Regions from separate parts of the Homo sapiens genome. Here region 2 is linked to region 1. A link is a loop called in an ENCODE intact Hi-C map of the cell type or tissue named here. Cell type or tissue: heart right ventricle. All regions are shown on one strand.

Region 1 (8,000 bases):
GGGCAAAGGACATGAACAGACACTTTTCTAAAGAAGACATACCTGCAGACAACAAGCATGTGAAAAACTCAGTATCACTGGTCATTACAGAAATGCAAATCAAAACCACGGTGAGATACCATCTCATACCAGTCAGAATGGCTATTATTAAAAAGTCAAAAATTGGCCTGGTGCGGTGGCTCATGCCTGTAATCCCAGCACTTTGGGAGGCCGAGGCGGGCGGATCATGAGGTCAGGAGATGGAGACCATCCTGGCTAACACGGTGAACCCCATATCTACTAAAAATACAAAAAAAAATTAGCCGGGCATGGTGGCAGGTGCCTGTTGTCCCAGCTACTCGGGAGGCTGAGGCAGGAGAATGGCTTGAACCCAGGAGGCGGAGCTTGCAGTGAGCCAAGATCGCGCCACTGCACTCCAGCCTGGGCAACAGTGAGCGACTCCATCTCAAAAAAAAAAAAAAAGCAAAAGTCAAAAATCAACAGATGATGGAGAGGTTTTGGAGAAAAGAGAATGCTTATACACTGTTGGTGGGAGTATAAATGTGCTCAACCATTGTGGAAAGCAGTGTGGCTATTCCTCAAAGAGCTAAAAGCAGAACTGCCAATTAACCCAGCATCCCATTACTGGGTATATATATACCCAAATGAATATAAATCATTCTACCGTAAAGACACATGCACATGAATGTTCATTGCAGCACTGTTCACAATAGCAAAGACATGGAATCAACCTAAATACCCATCAAAGACAGATTGGATAAAGAAAATGTTGTACAGATATACCATGGAATACTATGCAGCCATAAAAAAGAATGAGATCATGCCCTTTGCAGGAACATGGATGGAGCTGGAGGCCATTATCCCTAGCAAACTAACACAGGAACAGAAAACCAAATATCACATGATCTCAATGATAAGTGGGAGCTAAATTATGAGAACTCATGAACACAAAGAAGGGAACAACAGACACTGGAGTCTATTTGAGAATGGAGGTTGGAAGGAGGGAGAGGAGTAGAAAAAATAACTATTGGGTACTAGGCTTAGTACCTGGGTGATGAAATAATCTGTACCAAAAACCTCCATGACACAAGTTTACCTATATAACACACCTGCACATGTACTCCCAAACATAAAATAAAAGTTAAAAAAAAACCAACAGCAAAAAAAGTTTTTGTTCCCTACCATGAATAAAAAGTTGAAACATTCTTGAACAACTATATTTTACTCAAGGGCATTATAGACAGGGCAATTTAACAGATGCCTGTGGTTAGCCATGGGATTGTAAGCACAATTCTAAATTATGAATTACTAATTATTAATTTTCTGGTTTAACCTCACATCCTGTCCAGCCTTCAGCTACAACCAGTGTGATATGGTGATATATAAAGAAGACTTCATTTTTCTAACAGTTCCTCAATTTAAACATCAGAAAGAGTGCTGTTCTTAAGGAAATCATCAAGAAAGACTAAGCACCATTGTTTTGTTTCTGATGTTGCTGTCACTCAGCACCGTTGCCATTGCTGTCAGAAGCAAAATCAAATCACTCACCAAGAGCTCGGCAAGCATGCAGGTCCCCGTCTGGCTCAGGGCAGAGACTGGTCAGTTATTTTTTTGGTAGCAAAACTCTGGCTTTAGAGTTGGACCATGAGCAGTCCTGCTTGCTGCTCATTCCCTTTCTCTAGAAGGACCCCTAAGGAGTTTTACAGCACCGTGGGGGCTTTCTAGAATGGTTGAAAACCTCTGGCAGCAGATCATCCATCAGGCTTGGTCCCAAGTTCCAGACCTGGGTTCTTGACTCCATGACTGTTGGCCAGTGACCTAAGTTCAGTCTCATTTTCCTCATTCAGACAAGAATTGCTTGTAAGGATGTTCTTAAGTGTGCTTTCAAAACCATGGAGTATAAGGCTTATTTTACTCCTTAAGTCTTCCTATTTCCTAGTCACATCTCATTTGCATGTTATATGCCATCTCATCAATTATTGGGGGACCTAAGATCCACATTTTCTATTATTTGGCCCTGTTGATGCTACAACTTCTGCCTTTCAGCTTTTCAGCCATTGTTCTCCACTTCAAAATGGACAAGGAGGAAAGGTGAATTGGGGTTCTACCACTCCTGCCTCTACAATAAGAGGCTCCAGCATCATGATTCATTCTTGAGAATGACTCCTCTGACAGGCCTCTTTTCATTTGCAGGTGGGCCAAGAGAAGGGAAACTGCTCTTTCCAGAAAAACCCAACTCCCTGCATCATCCCTCAAGAACAAGAAAATATCTTCCACACAATATTTGCTTTTTTCACAAAGTCTGGAAGAAAAGTCTTGGTAAGGATTTGTTTAGTGGTTGGGGTAACACGGGTGGTCCTCACTCGGAAGACACCAGTTTTCTATTTGATATTTATTATTTCCTAAATCTGGTTTTAATCAATTTGACTTACAAAGGCACAGACTGTGGTCAACTCCTAATTTTCAGTCTGAGGTTTCAATCAAAATGTTAAATTTACATTCCAAATCCTATTACCTGGAAAAGGGATAAATCTTTGCAACCCACCAAGCACAAAGTAAAATGTTTCTTCCACTAGAATGAGTCTAAACAAGAGTGATTATTCTTGTGCAAACATTTTGGGAAACTGTTTGATAATATCTACTAAAACAAAACGTGTGTATCCTATGACACAGCCATTCTACTCTTGAGTATATCCCCAAGAAAAATGAGTACTTGTGCTTCCCAGAAAAGACATGAAAAAGGATGCTCACAGAAATGTTAAAATAGCTGAAAGCTGAGAACAATGCAGATATCCATCAATAGGAGAATAAGTAAGCAATTGTGGTATATCCATACACTGGAATATTACACAGTAATGAAAAATAACAAACTACTGCTAATGAATGAATCTCACAGACAGAATATATTGAGTGGAAGAAGCTAGAGACAAAAGCCACATATTGTAATATTTCACTTATACGAAGTTCAGAAATAGCAAAAACTAATCATGATGATAGAGGTCAAGAAGGTGGTTACTTTCAGAGGAATGTGGATGGGATGGGGCATGAGGGAGCCTGCTTAGATGCTGGAAATGTCCTACATCCTAATCAGGGTGGTAGTCCTCCAGGTATAAACACATGTAAAAATTTTTAAAGACAGGCCGGGCACGGTGGCTCATGCCTGTAATACCAGCACTTAGGGAGGCTGAGGGGGTGGATCACCTGAGGTCAGGAGTTTGAGACCAGCCTGGCCAACATGGTGAAACCCTGTATCTACTAAAAATACAAAAATTAGCTGGATGTGGTAGTGGGCGCCTGTAATCCCAGCTACTAGGGAGGCTGAGGCAGGAGAATCGGTTGAATCAGGGAGGCAGAGGTTGCAGTGAGCCAAGATCGTGCCACTGTACTCCAGCCTGGGCAACAGAGCAAGACTCTGTCTCAAAAAAAAAAAAAAATTATAAAGACACACACTTCAGATTTGTTCTATTTACTATATTTGTTACACCTCCATTTTTAAAAAGTGCAGGTATTGAAGATGGAATGACAATGCTTTCCAAAGCCTCCTTTTTTTTATCTTTGGTTACATTTCTCTAAGCTCCTTATTTCAGCCCTGGCACATCTCACCTTTATCATTTCCTTTCTCATTCTTTTCTCCTGTTGGAGAAGGGTGACTGTTTGCCACTTGAAAGGTTGGGTTTTTTTTTTTTTTTTTTTTTTTTACTTACATAGTGAGGGTGATATTGTTGAAAGCCCTTAGACTTGTTAGATGTAGTGATACCTAGTGATTTTATAGTTACGACTCTGTCTGGCTGAAAATTTTGCCGTATAGATGAAACATCATCAAGGTATGTATACGCATTTTGGAACCTATCATATAAAAAAGAAAACTTTTGTAACTTAAATTTGGGATTTATGTTTTTGGTTTTTTGTTTGTTTGTTTGTTTTGAGATGGAGTCTTGCTCTGTCGCCCAGGGTGGAGTGCAGTGGCATGATCTCGGCTCACTGCAGCTTCTGCCTCTCGGGTTCATGCAGTTCTCCCGCCTCAGCCTCCCCAGCAGCTGGGACTACAGGCGGCCACCACTATGCCTGGCTAACTTCTGTATTTTTTGTAGAGACAGGGTTTCACCATGTTGGCCAAACTGGTCTTGAACTCCTGATCTCAGGTGACCCCCCTACCTCAGCCTCCCGAAGTGCTGGGATTACAGGCGTGAGCCACTGCGCCCAGCCGAGATTTACGTCTCTATTGTAACTTTTGTGTTTTCTTGAGGAAGTGTCACATGACTTCTTAGCCCTCTTATTCACCTACCTAATAAATAGGCATGAAAGTATATTTGCCACTACACAGGTGGAAGTCACATAATGTAGGAAACGTGTCTGTGTTCAAAACTCATAAGAATGCTTTCAGAATGCAAAATTTAAGTTTGTGGGTTTAAAAAAAAAAACAATTATTTCTCTTTGTGAATTCATCCAATTCTTGGTAGGATAAATTAGTGAGCTGTTTTCTCCCAGTTGCTTGACTTAAAGGCATGCTCTGGTTCCCACTGGGTGGGAAATCCCTTGAATGCCCTCTGGTGGCGAGAAAGAACGATTGCATCTTCTTGTGGATTTCCTCTGCCTGGAATTGCCTTAGTCACCAAGTTCATGGAGCCCACTACTCTGTAAATTGTTGTGGATTTGTCTTTGTTCTTAATTCCATTGGAAATTTTTCTGACTTTTCTTCTCAGGACTGTGAAAAACCAGGAATTTCTTGCCTAACAGCACACTGTAACTTTAGTGCTCTTGCTAAAGAAGAAAGTCGTACTATAGACATTTACATGCTGCTGAACACAGAAATACTGAAAAAGGTAAGCCCTAATGAACCGCACTTGTGGATGCATTTAGAAGCATTTGAATTGTTGACATCTGATTTTGGGTAAAAAAAAGGAAAAAGGAAAGCATTTGAATTGGTGTCCTCATGACAATCTGGCTGCCCCCCCTTTTGGCTGTCTACAAGAGACTGTTTTTATTTTTATGTATTTAGGGGGTACAAGTGCAGACTTCTTATATGAATATATTGTATCGTGATGAAATCTGGGCTTTTAGTGTACCCAATAGTGAACATGGTACCCAACAGGTAACTTTTCAACCCTCACCCCCCTCCCACATTTTGGAGTCTCCAATGTCTGTTAATTCCACTCTTTATGCCTATGGGTACCCATTACTTAGCTCCCACTTATAAGTGAGAACATGCAGTAGTTGACTACTTATGAGTTATTTCACTTAGGGAAATGGACTTCATTTCCATCCATGTTGCTGCAAAAGACATAATTTAATTCTTTTTTATGGCTGAGTAATATTCCATGGTGTGTGTGTGTGTGTATATATATATATATACCACATTTTCTATAACCAGTCATCCATTCATGGACACTTAAGTTGATTCCCTATCTTTGCTGTTGTGAATAGTGCTGCAATAAACTTACCAGTGCAGGTATATTTTTTATACAATACTTCTTTCCCTTTGGGTATATACCCATTAGTGTGATTGCTGGATGGAATGGCAGTTCTATTTTTAGTTCTTTGAGAAATCTCGATACTGCTTTTTTGATTGTACTAATTTATCTTCCCATCAACAGTGTATAAGTGTTCCCTTTTCTTTGCATCCTCACCAACATCTGTTGTTGTAGTTGTTGTTGTTGAACTGTTTAGTAATAGTCTGGCTGCCCCTTTTGAAACTTTTCCAGCAAGTGCCATTGGTAATTTTGCTGGTAGATAATGCCAGGGTAAAATACCAGACCCTTGCTACTCAAAGTGTGGTCCGAGGACCAGCAGCATCAGCATCACCTGAGAGTTTCTTAGAAATGCAGAATCCTGGGCTCCACCCCAGACTTAATAAATCGGCATCTTCATTTTTAACACATTCCCCAGGGATTTTGTTTGGCCATTTAAGTTTCTCATGCTTTAGCTTGCATCAGAATCACCTGGAGATCTTGTTCAAACACAGATTCCTTTGGGGTGCAGTCTGAGGCTCTCCAGTTGCCACAAGCACCCAGGTGATGCCAGTCCTGCAGTCTAGGGACCTCGCTTTGGATGAAGGTTGGCTAACCTTTTCTGTAAAGGGCCAGTGGTAAATATTTCAGGCTTTGCAGGCCCTACAGTCTCTTGCAACTGTTCAACTCTGCCATTGTATTGTGAAAGCAGCCATAGACAACACTCAAATAAATGGGCATGGCTGTGATCCAGTAAAACTTTATAAAAACAGGCAGAGGGCCAGATTTGACCCATGAGTCCTAGTTTAAATGACGGTTTGTTTTGGTCCAACTTTTGAACCTCAGGTCACTTTGCTATTATGAGTTTATCACAGGTGGTTCATTAAAAAACCACCTCAACCAGTGCATCGGTGGCTCTTGAAGAATCATACAAATTTCCTATGATTTATTTTAAGGTGAGAGCTGCTGAGAGGCCACTTCCAACAAGTTGCTGTAAAAATAATTACATGTGAAGATAAAACTAAATATGCATGTTAGCCTCAGAGATTCCAATTATTTTTCTTTAGAAAGACTAAATGTGTTAATCTGTACAAACCTATCCACGTGTGAATGAATAACCTTAGAAAAGTCATTCTGTGGTTATTTTTAAATAGGCACAGAGGTAACACACTGACCTGAGAGGATGCAGGCATCAGGGGATGTTTTTCCATTTTCAATCTGTAGCCGTTACAGCCCTCACACACCTGAAGAGAGCTGTGCATAGTTCTGGTTTCTCTGGTTTGCTCTGGAGGGAAACTGGTTTGGGGCAAGTTGGACTCACACTGCAGTGCTTTCTTCTCCCTTTGTACCTCTCCCTTTATAAAGGACAGTGTTGGAGGAGGACCAGGCCTGACTTAGAGCACCACTGGCCATCCTCTGATTCCATAAGGGAGGCTGGAAAACCCCACGTCTGGAGAAGTACCTTCCTGAAATGTGTCCGCAGGCCAGGCTGGAGGACTATGCCTCTGCATATGTACCTGTCCTGTTTGTATTCTTCAAAAATGGTGCTGCAGACAGTTTTATTGCCTGTGCCATACTTGCCACTGTCCATAGAGCCCTGGTGACAGCACTGGTGGCTGTAAGCCACTCTGATGTTTCCTTTATCCTCAACCCAGATGGCTGCTGCTTGCACTTCAGTTATTTGCACTTAATCATGCACAGCTCTGCAGCCTGGTTCTTCTGCTTTTCTATCCCGGCAGCCAGTGGTGACCCTTTGCCAAGGAACATGTCCCAGTGACTACTGTCCCCATGGGCCAGCCAGGCCAGTAGAGCCGCAGGCAAGAGAGCTGAAAGCTGTAGGGTGTCATATGAAGCCTTCAAGGCTCATTCTCCATGTGCCCTTTCAGCAGAAACCAGGAGCACTTCCAGGTGCAGAGAAAAGCTTAGAACAAAGTTGACCTGGAAGCCAGATGGGGCCCCAGCTGCTCCCAGAGCTTCAGTTGCCCTGAAGCCAGCTACAGCCTCCCTTGGGGAGTGGAGCCCACATGGCTCCAGGCCTCCCGAAGGATGTGGAGCAGCGCCAGCCTTGTGGTTTGCCTGGGCCTGCAGTCGTGTTTATTTTCCTTTTGACCTCAAGATCTGGCCCCAGACAAGGGAATTTGAGGTTTTACTGTTTTGACCTTAACAAGTTTTCATTTGAAATGTAGGATCTGATTTTTAAAATCACTGTAGGAGCCGGGCGCAGTGGCTCACGCCTGTAATCCCAGCACTTTGGGAGGCTGAGGTGGGCATATCACAAGGTCAGGAATTCAAGACCAGCCTGGCCAACATGGTGAAACCCCATCTCTACTAAAAAATACAAAAATTAGCCTGGCATGGTGGTGGGCACCTGTAGTCTCAGCTACTCGGGAGGCTGAGGCAGAAGAATCGCTTGAACCTGGGAGGTGGAGGTTGCAGTGAGCCAAGATCGTGCCATTGCACTCCAGCCTGGGCAACAGAGCGAGACTCTGTCTCAAAAAAAAAAAATCACCGTAGGATTCGGATTTTTTTGGAAGTATTCTTCTTTCAGTCTGT
Region 2 (8,000 bases), 320 kb before region 1:
ACAACCAAAATGAATTTCGTCAGATAGTATCTACAAGAAGTCAGATGCTTTCACAGGCATAATATTCTTTAGTTGAGTCTTTGTAACATCCTGGTGAGTGGTTTCCAGTTTGCTATTTGGGGAACTGAGGCTTACAGAGTTACACGCCTTGTTCAAGGCCCACCCCAGCCTGAGAGATCAATGCACATTCACTGGGGGCTTGTGTCAGTTTGCATCCTTTAGGAAGCAGATGCTAGGACAGAGATAGGAGTGTGAGAGAATTGTTGGGGGCGGGTATTGCCTGTGAAAGACAAATGGGGAAGTTGGATGGGACAGAGAGAGCCTCTGACTCTATGCAGATCTGATTAAAGTCTCAGTCAACTCAACAGAGATCACTGGGCAGAAATAGCTGTCCTCTGCCAGGGTCAGGTATTGGCTGGAGCTGTCTGGGAAGAGCACAGCCTCAGCTGGAATCCTGCAGCAGATCCCAAGAAAGCTGCAGCTGGAGGCTGTCAGCTGACATTCCGCCTTGCAGCTGAACAGCATGAAGTGACCCACACCTCTGTGGCTGCCCTGGAGCCTGCCACGCGTGAATCACTGTGTTGGGAGGGTGTGAGATGTGCTCCTTGGCCTGCAGTGTGGCTGGGGATCATCTTTGCTCATACCTCTGTAATCAGTGTGTGGAGCGTCAGGACTGACAGTAGGGCCATTGGGACTGGCCCAGAAACAGAATCCTGAGCAATCTTGCCACCAGCTGACTCACAAGGTGCCTCTTTCTGATGTCAGAGAAGTCACAGGTGATGGATTTCAGAAGAAAGGAGCTCTGCTTTACGCTGAGCCACCGAGTTCTCTGAACTGCAAATCCTTTTAGCCAAGTGGATTTGGCGATCAACCAAAGCAGAATAAAATGTTTTATCCCAACCTTCCTTTTTGCCAGAAGGAGTCCTAGGAAGCCGATGTAAGTCCAAGATTGGGAAAAATCTACAGTCTTTGAAACCACGGGCTCACTTGGTCCACCAATGTCTGTTCTGACCAAAAAGGACTTCTGTGTTGAGTTTAAATTAGCAACAGTAGCAACAATAACACCAAAAGCAGCAACAGTGTATCTGAATATTCAGTAGATGTCAAGTGCTATCTACATTGGTACTCATACCAGCTCATTTAATGTTCCCAACAGTCCTTTCAGCTGGTAGCCATTTGGGCTGCCATAACAAACTGTTATAGGTTGGGTTGCTTATAAATGACAGAATTTATTTCTCACAGATCTAGAGCCTTGGAAGTCCAAGATCAGGGCCCCAGCAGATTTGCTGTCTGGTAAGCACCTGTTTCTTGGTTCATAGATAGTGGTGTTCTCACTCTAAGCTCACACAGTGAAAGGGATGAGGGAGCTCTCTGGGGCCACATTTATAAGGGCACTAACTCATTCATAGGTTATATCCTCATGACCTAATCACCTCCCAAAGTCCCCACCTCCAAATAACATTACCTTGGGGTGAAGATTTCAACATATACATTTTGAGGGAACACAAGCATTCAGTCTGTAGCAGCTGGCTATCATTTTATCCCCATTCATGGAGGGGAAGCTGAGGTACAGAGGCATTATTGCCCAAGTTACATGGCTAATGAGTTGTCGAGCACAGGCCTGTGCCTTTGCCCACCCAGGCTGACTGCCTGTCAGGAAGTCAAGAATCCGAGTTTGGGGGCTTCAGGGCGCTCAAACATCTGTCTTGTGAAGTTCTGTTCTGCCTGCTTTCCTGGAAAAGTTATTGAATTGCAATAGCAGTAGCTTCTCTGCGGCACCCTTTGGGGATGCTTATTCATGACCCACTGGCTACTCTTGGGGGGATGCTAGGGTTCTGTTTTCTGGAGATGTTTGATCACTGAGTGAACAGGGACCCAATGATTCTGCCAGGGACATTTGAAGGGCCTCTTCTCACACCAAGGCTGTCTAGCATTAAGACAGAAGTGTCCCAGGAAAGATGGAGTACTCTGCAATATTCCATGTATCCCTCTAACCTCCTGGGGCTGCTTTGTTACTATCCCCCCATCCACTCTGAGTTCTACTGGCTCCCACCACTTATTTAGGAATCTCTGAATTGGGGAAGGTAGCCATGGTGGCCAGTGTTTCAGAATCACTCCTGGGTTTGTAACTTTATTAAAGAAACCCACACAGAGTCAAACTTCTGCACCAGTGACCAACAATATGTGAGAGGATGATTTGTATCCTCAAATATTTGAACACTTAATAAAAGGCATGAATGGGTACAAAAAATTAGAAAGAATGAGTAAGAATGAGTAAGAACTAGTATTTGATAGCACAACAAAATGACAATAGTCAACAATAATTTGATTGTAGTTTAAAAATAACTAAAAGAGTATAATTGAATCACTTGTAACATAAAGGATAAACGCTTCAGGTGATGGATACCCCATTTACCCTGCTGTGGTTATTACATATTACATGCCTGTAACAAAATATCTCATGTACCTCATAAATATGTACCTACTGTGTGCCCAAATCTTTTTTTTTTTTTTTTTTTTGAGATGGAGTCTTGCTCTGTCACCCAGGCTGGAGTGCAGTGGTGCGATCTCGGCTCACTGCGAGCTCCACCTTCTGGGTTCACGCCATTCTCCTGCCTCAGCCTCCCGAGTAGCTGGGACTACAGGTGCCCCCCACCACACCCGGCTAATTTTTTGTATTTTTAGTAGAGAGTGGGTTTCACTGTGTTGGGCAGAATAGTCTCGATCTCCTGACCTCGTGATCTGCCCACTTTGGCCTCCCGAAGTGCTGGGATTACAGGCGTGAGCCACCGCACCCGGACTATGTGCCCAAATTTTTAAGAAAAATAAAAAATCACGGAACAAATTTCCTCCATCTTAGCTGATCTGTTGGTGTGTTAAGGCCACCTGGGAGATGGCCTTTCCTACCCCTTCCTATCTAGTGTCCAAGTGCTGTGATGTATGTGGATCCCAGAGTAAACTTGGTGTTGTGCAGTACACACCAGTAGGCAGCATTGCAGAGGGTCTTGGCACCTCTTTTGCACCAGGATGGGTCCTAGAGGGTGGATGTTCCAGATTCAGCTGAGTAGTGTTCCTGTCTCTACCTTCATTGAATCCCTGGTTCCACAGCAACAACCAGATCCACGATTTTTGTGCCATAAAAGGGGGCACTGCTGAGATGCACAAGTGCCTGGTGGCCAAGAGAGTGGGCTCCAGCATTAGCCCTGCCCTCAGCCTGCCTTACTCAGCTCTCTGCTTAGGAGCTGTGTGATCTTGACCAATTACTTCAGCTGTTTGAACCTCAGTTTCCTTTTCTGTAAAGAGTAATAAGGGTACATCCCTCATTAGGTTGGTGGGGGCATTAAATGAGATGATATCTGCAAAGCCCAGAGCACAACACGGCACACAGTAAGCCCTTGATAGATGCTCGTAGTTATTTCTCTTGTTACTTGATCTGATTTATGAAACCAATGGTCTTTTTCATCCTGACTTGAGATGCTGAGTTTTCTTTCAGTATTTTTGTTGATTCATTCATTTATTCATCAGACTTTGAGTGTTGACACTCAACACTGAAATGAATGAGATATTCTAACATAGACACACTCTTCATTATGTGTGGCCTCTAACATTTTTGTTATGCTCTACATAAATCTGCATTTTTGTGCATTCATTTACACCCTGTCTGCTTCCAAAAAGGATCTGAGATGGCTACTTTAAATGGAGATCTTTGGGATTGTAAATCCTAGAATTTTGCCTGCCTGTTTCTTCTCTGTGCTCTTGGAAAGCCAAGGAGCAGATGGGAGGCCACCCTTGTTATGGGGAGCTCCAGCTCCCACCCCAGGCTCCAGATAAGTCTGGGAGGTAGATCTACAGTTCCAGGATGGGATACTTTTTTAAAAAGTAAATGTAAATGTATTGCCATATTTCTCTTGAAAAAAAATTATCACAAGAAACCAACAAGAAGATATCAAGGCTTTTTCTTAGATCTGCCAGAAGTCTGTAATTTGCTCTATCCCTTGGATTTTAGTGTTCACTTGCTGCTTTCAGATGTGGAAGGAAAACCTCAGTCCTTTTGCCTTGCCTCCTTCTCCAGTTGCCTCCCCTCAGTGTGTCTGCCAAGACCTGAGCCCCAGGCCAGGGCAGCAGCCTCTGACCTTTCACTCCCTAACACACAAGCTGGGGACCAATGTCACTCCAAGGTTGGACCCTGCCCCCGTGCCTCTGCTTTTCCCAGTTGGGCATGGACTCCACCAATTTCATTCTCTGACTTAGCGTTATGTGGTGTGGATTGTACTGCTCTCCCTCCATTTACTGTAACCTAGGCTCTCCAGGATAAAAATTATTATTGCCAACCTTTTATGAATACTTTCTATATGCCAGAACCACTGTGTTCATAGTTCCCTTTATGCAGAGCAGGCTACCACTCCCGAAGCACAGAGAAGCCAAGTCACTTGTCCAAGGTTACCCAGCAAGTAAGTAAATTACAGAGTTGTGCTTTGAACCAAGGTGGGACTGATTTAATGCTAAACTGACTGTTCTCAGGGTTAGCCATGCTACCCTCCCTACCTCCACCTCCATCAAGGCCCTGTCCAAGGTATCAGGTTTCTAAGGAAAAAGGAGAAGGGCCCTGAAAGGAAAAGGGCTTCTTCGGAGGGCATTTGTGTCTGCTCTTGGCCTTGCAGATAAAATACCATAATCTACTCTTGCAAATCAGGCCATCCTGGGGTGCATGGTCCCCCAAACACTTTCATCTGCCTTTTCCTTTTGTGCCTCATCACTGCCTTGGGAGGGGGATCATGCATTTGTTATTATCCTTGTTTTACAGAAAAGGAAAGGAAGGGTCAGAGTGGCCAGGGGACTTGTCTAAAGTCACATAGCTGTAGCTGGCACACTCCTGGGTGTGACTTCGGATACACTCTTTAGGGCCTATTCTACTACTCCACCATGCCTGTCCCATCTCAGGGCCTTCAGTAAAAGTCTGTGGTCCTGGTTGGTGATGAGATTCCTTTGAGGGAGGGAAAGGAGACCAGGTAGCTAGAGGAGCCATAGCAATAGTTGTCAGCTGCATAGTTGGATAATTGGTTTGGACTTAGCGGGAATTAGTGGGCGATGGAATTACCACGGTCCAGATTCCGTCAGAAGTGGCATGCCTTAGCTTGATGACGTATCTGTTTTCTATCACCACAATATTGCTGCATCCCTAACAAACCACCCCAAAACTTAGTGGCTTAAATCAACCACCACCTGTAGCTTATTCTCTGGTTGGCAGCTTAGGTTGGGTTCAGCTGGGTGGTTCTTCTGTTCTCTCCAGGACTCACTCATGCATCTGTGGTCAACTTCTGGGTTAGCTGGTTGGCTGGCTGGCAAAGGATGGCTTCAGCTGGGAGGGCTTATTTTTGCTCCATATGTATTTCATCCTCTTGCAGGCTAGCCTGGGCTTGTACACATGGTGGTTGGGTAGGGTACCAACAGAACAATCAGAGGCTTGCATGATTTCTTGAAGCCTAAGCTCAGAAGTCAAACCATGCCCCTCTGCCACATTCTTTTGGCCAATGTAAGTCACAGGTCCAGACTACATCAAGAGGAGGCAGAAACACATTTCATCTCTTGACAAGAGAAGCTGCAAAGTCACACTGAAAAGAGCAGGGATACAGGAAGGATGGGGAATTGTGGCCACTTTGTAATATATTACTGGTGGTGAAAGCATCCTGGCTGTCCCTGAATTACTGTGACAGTCTGAATAAATTCCTGCCCAGCGCACCAGAAAAGGGAACAAGGTTCTATTAACCTAAATAGCAAACACAGAGAGAGGCTCTCTAAAAGAAAATGTTTACTCAGGAATAGGGCATTGCAGTGGGAATACATGTGTCACAGTAATCTGCATGAATATTCAGGGAGGTAAAGGAAAACAAAGGCTTTTAAAGGAAAAATGAGGATTACTTAATTGTTTTGAGATAATTATCTTTGGATACAAGGATCAGTGACAAGGGTGGCACCAGTTTGAGGTTGGATAGAGAGTTGCTAGGTAGATTTCCTCACAGAAGGTGTGAGTGTGTGTGTGTGTGTGTGTGTGTGTGTGTGTGTGTAAGGTTGTGATGGCCTTTGTGCAAGATTGTGTTTTTGCAGATTTTTTTGTGCTAGTTCTTGTTATCAGTTGTTTATGCATGAAAACCTTTCCTTCATGGCGTCCCACAGCTCTATTTGTCAGGGTTTTTTTTTTTTTTTTAAACATAAGTGACTCCATTTTGATTCTGACAACTTTTGCAATTCTAAGGATCTATGAGCTCTTGGGTGCTGCCAGGAGTTAGAACTGGGATGAGTTGAGTGTCAAGGTGTTTGACCTACTACTGCCCAGCAGTCTAACATTTCTTTGAACACCTACTTTGTAGCAGGCACTATGATGGGTGTTTTATAAACATTCTTTTGCTTAAACCTTACAAGAAACCTTCTTAGGTACACTTTTATTCCTCCTGTTTTACAGAAGAGGAAAACTGAGGCTTGGAGTGTTTAAGACACTTGTCTAAGAGACACAGCTTGTCAGCAGTAGAGGCAGGACTTAAACCCTATGTTACTGCCTGTGCTTCTTACACTTTATCACCATGCATAACTTTCCCATAAAGCTTAGAAGCCAGGTAGAACTACTGGCTTAAAACCCTAGAAAGCAGTCAGTATCCACTGCTTAAATACCAGGAGCCTCAGTTTCCCCAAATATAAGAAGAGCTTATGAGGCCTTTCAGGTCCCATGGCTCCATTGGGCAAGCATTGGTCCCTAGTGAGTCCCCTCCCTCTGGAAATGAAGGGTTTGGTGTGGTCAGAGGTGGCTATCCTGGCACCAGCTCTTCCTTTACTCAAGCCTGGGCTGCTTTCTGCCCAGTAAGGGATGCGGACAATTCCTGGGGTTTCCCCGTGGTGGACACACAGTGAAGAATTTGACTCATGTAACCAAAACGTGGGTCCCTGGGGAAGCTTTGGCTTTGGGATCAAATGCTGAAAGCAAACCTAATGGGTTTAAAGTTTTTAATCCCCAGTTGCTGTCCTTGATCTGGCTATAATTTTGCCTGTGGAATCGCTGCTGTGGTGTTTGTGGGGAGGGAGGGAATCTTTGAGACACTGTCAGTTCTCAGTCCTGCCCAGGGAGGCAGCTGCGGCTCAGTCCTTCTCTGTCACCCGCTCTCCAGAGAATTTACCTGCAGATTACCCTCAAAACATGAGACAGGTTCAGAGCGAGGTGGGCGGCTGGAATGGAGCCTTCACAGACAGCTTGACCACACACAGGGAGCTCAGGAAGCAGCTTTGTTGGAAAAATGCAGGGCACTTAAACTGCCACACCAGGAGGGGGTTTGGAGAGGCTGGAAAGAGCATGCCATTGGACACAGACACTCTGGGTTCAAATCCCAGCTCTGCCACTTACTGGTGGTGTGACCCAACATCTCTGAATGGAAAACACATGAGAGGCTGCCTGACAGGATGGCCATGAGCAAGAAAGCACCCTTGTGAGCATAACCAGTGTTGGTGCATGAACCGATGCACCCACACTGCTTATTAAGAGAGGCAAACCTCTGGTTAACACCATGACAGCAGTGTCAATGCTTTGGAAAAGCAAGGTGATTGAAGTTCACCTTTTGAGTCACCTGAGCCTGATGGGGAGGGGAAGGTCTTTTCTCTTCCAAACCCCAGCATGCCCTTTGACATGACGGAGCTTTCACATCAGAGTTCTCACTTCAGAGCTGCCCTCAAAGGCTCACTGGGGCTTGCTCAGGTGGGGATTACATATGTGAGTAGCTGGCACCAGAGGGGGCACTGGGTACCTGTTGGTTCCCTTTTCCTCCTTTCAGGCTGATGTGGGGTGGGTAGAATAGGGCACGGGTGATGTATTTGACTACTGGGGTGCGTGCTACAGCTTGGCATCTTAACATGAATAACCATCTTAACCTCCTCTGGCCACCTGCTTCCCTATCTGTAAAATGGGGATAATATTAGTACCTCCCGTAGGGTTGCTGTGAAGAGTAAATTTGATCCTG

The links. Hi-C counts contacts between places; a loop is a spot of excess contacts. Peaks named below come from ENCODE experiments on the same cell type or tissue, not always from the same donor. Only the 100,000 strongest peaks of a DNase experiment are listed, where the experiment ranks them.
Region 2: it touches region 1 in a loop (5-fold over the local background); 86 of 110 quality-filtered maps call a loop at or near these places.

What each region holds. Positions count from the first base shown.
Region 1 is chr3:37,775,199-37,783,198 of GRCh38, forward strand. It overlaps ITGA9 (integrin subunit alpha 9), which reads left to right. Exons shown (of 28, transcript NM_002207.3): 24 at 2,194-2,319; 25 at 4,704-4,823. The region is part of intron 3 of ITGA9-AS1 (ITGA9 antisense RNA 1); the gene reads right to left. Among named protein-coding and RNA genes, the nearest start is that of ITGA9-AS1, 83 kb to the right of the region's middle. In heart right ventricle, a CTCF peak has its summit at 4,555 (motif pointing left); no DNase peak of the experiment used is centred here; H3K27ac peaks cover 3,055 bases.
Region 2 is chr3:37,458,088-37,466,087 of GRCh38, forward strand. The region is part of intron 1 of ITGA9 (integrin subunit alpha 9); the gene reads left to right. Among named protein-coding and RNA genes, the nearest start is that of ITGA9, 9.9 kb to the left of the region's middle. In heart right ventricle, no CTCF peak of the experiment used is centred here; a DNase peak (open chromatin) is centred at 514; H3K27ac peaks cover 2,591 bases.